2 separate regions of the Homo sapiens genome follow, and region 2 is linked to region 1. Evidence: chromatin contacts called from ENCODE Hi-C or POLR2A ChIA-PET data. All regions are on one chromosome and are shown on one strand. Each heading gives the region's core, a stretch centred on a gene start or an enhancer-like site at or near the end of the contact. The rest is flanking DNA. Distances are from core to core; before and after follow the strand shown.

Evidence for each region. Hi-C counts contacts between places; a loop is a spot of excess contacts on that map. ChIA-PET counts read pairs that join two places held with the same protein, here RNA polymerase II (POLR2A). Pooled maps may share reads with other maps.
Region 2: a pooled map shows a loop between it and region 1 (3-fold over the local background). The contact joins two enhancer-like sites. A Hi-C loop is called at or near these places in 2 of 50 pooled maps. POLR2A ChIA-PET finds 5 or more read pairs at or near these places in 2 of 52 experiments (activated B cell and activated naive CD4-positive, alpha-beta T cell).

What each region holds. Positions count from the first base shown.
Region 1 is chr16:88,590,558-88,593,925 of GRCh38, reverse strand. The region is part of intron 3 of ZC3H18 (zinc finger CCCH-type containing 18); the gene reads right to left. Among named protein-coding and RNA genes, the nearest start is that of ZC3H18, 22 kb to the right of the region's middle. RefSeq lists an enhancer at 1,966-2,215. Within about 2 kb of position 2,030, at least 4 of the 41 ENCODE cell types and tissues checked have a DNase peak (open chromatin) inside an H3K27ac peak, as active enhancers do.
Region 2 is chr16:89,763,749-89,766,922 of GRCh38, reverse strand. It overlaps FANCA (FA complementation group A), which reads left to right. Exons shown (of 43, transcript NM_000135.4): 28 at 1,857-2,033. Among named protein-coding and RNA genes, the nearest start is that of ZNF276, 44 kb to the right of the region's middle. RefSeq lists enhancers at 1,614-1,683, 1,844-1,953. Within about 2 kb of position 1,867, at least 14 of the 41 ENCODE cell types and tissues checked have a DNase peak (open chromatin) inside an H3K27ac peak, as active enhancers do.

The sequences.
Region 1 (3,368 bases), core at 781-3,280:
TGAACTTTGAATGGGTCTTTTACCCAGGCATGATTCTGTGACATCCTGCAATGGTCACCTGAGAAAGTCCTGACACACTGAGAAGCTGGTGAGCACACAAAAGTCCAATTTTCAACTGAAAGCTCCAATTTTAATACTGCTAACACTGTCCGTTGTTCTCCTTGAAGCCACAGGCTCACTTTGTTCCTGCCAGGACCCGGATCTGCATTCCCTGGCATGTCTGCCAGTCTTTCTCATCAATGTGTGCTCCACGGAGAGCGCACAGGGTCAGCCGCAGCTCCAGCCTTGCACGTGCTGCCCCTTGAGGCCGCTGGACTTGGGTGCCGGCAGGGGCTCTACCCACGCTGCCACTCCACCACGCTGAGTACTGAGACACACACAGAAGCTCTGCTTTCTGGCTTTCCACAGTTTCAGTTACCTGCGTCTGAAAATACTAAATCGAAAATTCCAAAAATAATTCCTAAGTTTTAAATGATGTTCTGTGCTGAGCAGCGTGATGAAATCTTGTGCCGACCTCCTCTGCCCCACCTGGGACACGAATCATCCCTTTGTCCAGCAGATGCAAGCTGTCCACGACGCTAACTGCCCACTAGTCACTTAGCAGCCCTCTTGGCCAACAACCGTTGGGGGTACGGCGGTGCTGTGCTCACTGTGGCTCAGTGACCCAGGATCACTGGGGGCAGGTGACCTTCCTTCTGACGCATTGGCAGGAGGTCAAGGGGGGCCCAATGCTAAGTGGCAGGGCCTCCGTGTCATCATGCGAGCATATTTCATCCCACGTCATCAGATGGCTGAGTGGCTGAGTGCAGTAAAGTGAGCTCTTTTGAGAGATCACATTCACATTTTTATTACAATTGCTCTATTTTATGATTGGCTATTGTTGTTAATCTCTTACTGTGCGTAACTTATAAATTAAACTTTATCATAGGGATATGCTTATATAATCATGGAACTGTACACTTAAAATGGGTCAATTTCATGGCACATAAATATTACTTTAATAAAGTTTTTTAAAAAGAACTTACGAATAATAAAAATAAATAATACATCTGTACACAAGTGTAAGATTTAATTAAATTACAGTTCTTACTACTACAGCACAGACATGAAGTAAAGTGGCATTCGAAATGCCAGTGCATGGTGAATGCCTGGCTCAGCCTTACTGTTATTATAAATATAGTTTCGATTTGGGAGGCCAAGGCGGTCGGATCATTTGAGGTCAGGAGTTCGAGACCAGCCTGACCAACTGAAACACAAAATTTAGCCACTACTAAAATACAAAAATTAGCCAGGCATGGTGGCATGCGCCTGTAATCTCAGCTACTCGGGAGGCTGAGGCAGGAGAATCGTTTGAACCCGGGAGGTGGAGGTTGCAAGTGAGCTGAGATCACGCCATTGCACTCCAGCCTGGGCAACAGAGGGAGACTGTATCTCACAAAAGTAAAATAAAATGAAAGAAAAAGAAAAATAAATAAATATAGTTTTGACCTCAGGGTCCCCTGAAAGGGTCTCAAGGACTCCCAGGGGTTCACAGATGACACTCAGACCTGCTGCTTTAAACACAGTTTTGCAAGGATTCAAAACTGAGCAAAAGACATTTCTCCAAGAAGATACACAAATGACCTATTAAGCACATGAAAAAAGACACCCCACCACCCATCTTCAGGAAAGGCAGATCAAAACCCAGTAAGATATTACCTCCTACCCACTGAAATGGCTACTATCAAAAAAAAACAGAGAACAGAGTAATGGTGAGGACGTGGAGAAACTGGAAGCCCCCACACCACTGGTGGGAAAGTAAAATGGCACAGCCACTGTGGAAGACAGCTTGGCGGCTCCTCAAAACATGAAACATACAACCACCAGGTCATCAGCAACTCCACTGCCAGCGGCTCCGCAAAAGATGAAACACACAACCACCAGGTCATCAGCAACTCCGCTGCCAGCGGTTCCTCAAAAGATGAAACATACAACCACCAGGTCATCAGAAACTCCGCTGCCAGCGGTTCCTCAAAAGATGAAACACACAACCACCAGGTCATCAGCAACTCCACTGCCAGCGGTTCCTCAAAAGATGAAACACACAACCACCACGTCATCAGAAACTCCGCTGCCAGCAGTTCCACAAAAGATGAAACACACAACCACCAGGTCATCAGCAACTCCACTGCCAGGCACATGCGAAAGAGCTGAAAGCAGGGTCTGAAGAGATTTTTACGCCCACGTTCACAGCAGCTCTATTCACAATTGCCTAGAGGTGGAAACCACCCAAGTGTCCACCCACAGATGAGGGAAACACCCAATGCAGCTGCTCCACACTAACAAATATTGGTCAATCTTTTTTTTTTTTTTTGGAGACGGAGTCTCGTTCTGTTGCCCAGGCTGGAGTGCAGTGGTGTGATCTTGGCTCACTGCAACCTCCACCTACTGGGTTCAAGCGATTCTCCTGCTTTGGCCTCCCAAATAGCTGGAATTAGAGGTGTGCTCTACCACCCCCAGCTAATTTTGTATTTTTAGTAGAGACAGGGTTTCACCATGTTGAGCAGTCTGGTCTCGAACTCCTAACCTTGAGTGATCCACCCACCTCGGCCTCCCAAAGTGCTATGATTACAGGCATCAGCCACCGCACCTATTATTCAGTCTTAAAAAGACAGAAGGCCAGGTGCAGTGACTCACGCCTGTAATCCCAGCACTTTGGGAGGCCGAGGAGGGCAGATCACGAGGTCAGGAGATCGGGACCATCCTGGCTAACACAGTGAAACTCCGTCTCTACCAAAAACTACAAAAATTACCTGGGCGTGGTGGCGGGCGCCTGTAGTTCCAACTACTCAGGAGGCTGAGGCAGGAGAATGGCGTGAACCCAGGAGGCAGAGCTTGCAGTGAGCCGAGATGGTGCCACTGCACTCCAGCCTGGGTGACAGAGCAAGACTCCATCTCAAAAAAAAAAAAAAAAAGTATTCCACCACAATTTTAAAAAATTAGGGGGAGCACAGCCAAGGAGATCAGACCCAAAAAATGGACTGGGATGCTTGTTCACTGAGGGATAAATCAGAAGCCCAAAGTAGGGGCCGGGTGTGGTGGCTCACACCTGTAATCCCAGCACTCTGGGAGGCTGAGGTGAGCGGATCACCTGAGGTCAGGGGTTCGAGACCAGCCTGGCCAACATGATGAAACCCCATGTCTGCTAAAAATACAAAAATGAGTTGGGGGTGGTGGCAGATGCCTGTAATCGCAGCTACTCGGGAGTCTGAGACAGAAGAATAGCTTGAACCCAGGTGGAGGTTCCAACGAGCCGAGATCTCACCATTGCACTCCAGCCCGGGTGACAGAGCGAGACACTGTCTCAAAAAAAAAAAAAAAAGAAATAA
Region 2 (3,174 bases), core at 618-3,117, 1.2 Mb before region 1:
TTGTGTTCTCTGAGTGTAAAGTGAAGTTGTATGAAGACAACTACAAGTCTGTAATTGTAATGAAATAGATGTTGGCATTTATAGGATAGATGAATTAAAAGATCAGTATTCATAATAAGTATCTTTCCCTGGAAAGAAGAATTCTTATTCCTCTCATCTAGTAAATGTTCCTTACATTGTTCAGACAAAGGAATTTTTTTTTTTTTTTGAGATGGAGTCTTGCTCTGTCGCCCAGGCTGGAGTGCAGTGGTGCGATCTCGGCCCACTGCAACCTCCACCTCCCGGGTTCAGGCAGTTCTCCTGCCTTAGCTTCCCAAGTTGCTGGGATTACAGGCACGTGCCACCATACCCGGCTAATTGTTTTGTATGTTTTTTAGTAGAGATAGGGTTTCACCATGTTGGCCAGGCTGTTTTCGAACTCCTGACCTCAAGTGATCCACCCGCCTTGGCCTCCCAAAGTGCTGGGATTACAGGCGTGAGCCGCTGGTGCCCGGCCCAGACAAAGGAATTTAAAGATGAGCATTGGAAACCCTGAATGTCAAAAGTAAAGGTGAAATGGCACTGCAAACCAGTGTTGTCCTTTTATAGGATTTTAATGAACGTCTCGTGTATAAAATAGTGGTTTTCAGGCTGGGCGTGGTGGCTCATGCCTGTAATCCCAACACTTTGGGAGGCCGAGGCGGGCAGATCATGAGGTCAAGAGATCGAGACCAGCCTGGCCAACATGGTGAAACCTGGTCTCTACTAAAAATACAAAAATTAGCCAGGCGTGGTGGCGCACGCCTGTAATCCCAGCTACTTGGGAGGCTGAGGCAGGAGAATCGCTTGAACCAGGGAGGCAAAGGTTGCAGTGAGCCGAGACTGCACCACTGCACTCCAGCCTGGGCAACAGAGCGAGACTCCACCTCAAAAAAAAAAAAAAATAAATAAATAATGGTTTTCAACTTCAGGCTTCACATTAGAATCAACTGAGAAGCTTTTGAAACTATAGATTCCTGGCCCCTTTCCAGATAAATTAAGTCAGAATCTGGGAGCAGCCCCTGAGGATCCAGGGTGCACGTATTTCCAGTTATTTCCTCTGAGGAACTTTGTCCCTGGTGCCAAGTTTTTAAAGAAAACATGGAGTTTGAGCTTAGGAGAGGGCAGCGTGGTTCCCACCCAGCATGCTGAGCAGGGACGACAGTCCTTGGAGCAGGCTGGTTATAAACATGGGAGGCTCTCATCTCCTCGGGGGCAGAGATGGACACGGTCACGCAGCACCAATAGTGTGTCTGGCTTGTCCAGTTGGTGTGCATTTTTGGTGGGAACGCCATTCCTGGCAGAGGCCTAGAGATGGGCTGTTTCACTGCCCGGGACCAAACCAGCCCTACCCCTGGGAGGCAGTTTTGTTCCTGCAATTCTGCTTCCAGACATTTAGCTCAAGGAAGCAGTCAGATGGCAGGAAGGTCTGCACATAGGCTCTTCCCTGGAGCACTGTGCACAGCCATGATCGCTGAGGGGCTCTGCACCCTTCCAGGGGCTGGACTGAGGTCCCCTGAACGTGGGGTTGTGTGTTGTGCCCTCCCAGGGGCTGGACTGAGGTCCCCTGAACGTGGGGTTGTGTGTTGTGCCCTCCCAAGGGCTGGACTGAGGTCCCCTAAACGTGGGGTTGTGTGTTGTGCCCTCCCAGGGGCTGGACTGAGGTCCCCTGAACGTGGGGTCGTGTATTGCGCCCTCCCAGGGGCTGGACTGAGGTCCTCTGAATGTGGGGTTGTGTGTGTGGGCTGTTGATGGTCTGTTTCCACCTGAGCATTTGCTCAGCCACTCACAGTGAAACTTGCGCAATGAAGAAACGGCCGGGTCACTCTCTGTTTCAGTTTCAGTTCCTCATGTTCAGATTGTTCTCAGAGGCCCGACAGCCTCTTTCTGAGGAGGACGTAGCCAGCCTTTCCTGGAGACCCTTGCACCTTCCTTCTGCAGACTGGCAGAGAGCTGCCCTCTCTCTCTGGACACACAGAACCTTCCGAGAGGTGTTGAAAGAGGAAGATGTTCACGTAGGTGACCGTTCCTTCTCCTGCATCATGCCACGTCCTGAGTCTAGGGTTTGTGTGTGCTCCTCGGGCAAGAACAGCAGCACGTAGGTGACCGTTCCTTCCCCTGCATCATGCCACGTCCCGAGTCTAGGGTGTGTGTGTGCCGACTGTCTCCTCGTCTCGAGTCTAGGGTGCGTGTGCCGACTGTCTCCTCAGAGGCAAGAACAGCAGCACTTAGATGGTTTGATTGGAATCTTGACTAAAATCGTTGTGGCCTCATGTGCAGCTCTTAAGAAATTATACAGATACTGGGCACGGTGCTCACACCTGTGATCCCAGCACTGTGGGAGGCCAAGGCGGGTTGATCACCTGAACTCAGGAGTTCAAGACCAGCCCGGGCAACATAGTGAAACCCCATCTCTACAAAGAATGCAAAAATTAGCTGGGCACAGTTGTGTGCACCTTTGGTTCCAGCTACTTGGGAGGCTGAGGCAAGAGAAATCACTTGAGCCCAGGAGGTGGAGGTTGCAGTGAGCCAAGATCACGCCACTCTATTCCAGCCAGGATGACACAGCAAGACCCTGTCTCAAAAAAATATATTAATAAATACAGAGAAACCCTGCTATACTTTCTCAGTTTCTCCCAACACGAACTTCTTTTTTTATTTTTACTGATATATTTTTTGAGACAACGTCTCGCTGTGCTCAGTGGTGCAGTCTTGGCTCACTGCAGCCTCTGCCTCCTGGGTTCAAGCAATTCTCATGCCTCAGCCTCTCCAGTAGCTGGGACTACAGGCGCCTGCCACCACGCCCGACTAATTTTGGTATCTTTAGTACAGACGGGGTTTCACCATGTTGTCCAGGCTGGTCTTAAACTCCTGGCCTCAAATTACCCACACGCCTTGGCCTCCCAAAATGCTGGAATTACAGGCGTGAGCCATTGCGCCCGAGAACTTGTTTTTTGTTGTTGTTGTTGTTTTGTTTTTTTTTTCTGGTGGAGTCTTACTCTGGGGCACAGTGGCGCAATCTTGGCTCACTGCAGCCTCTGCCTCTCTGGTTCAAGTGATTCTCCTGCCTCAGCCTCCCAAGTAGCTGGGACTACAGGCGCGCACCACCACGCCTGGCTAAGTTTTGTATTTTTAGTAGAGATGGGGTTTCACCAT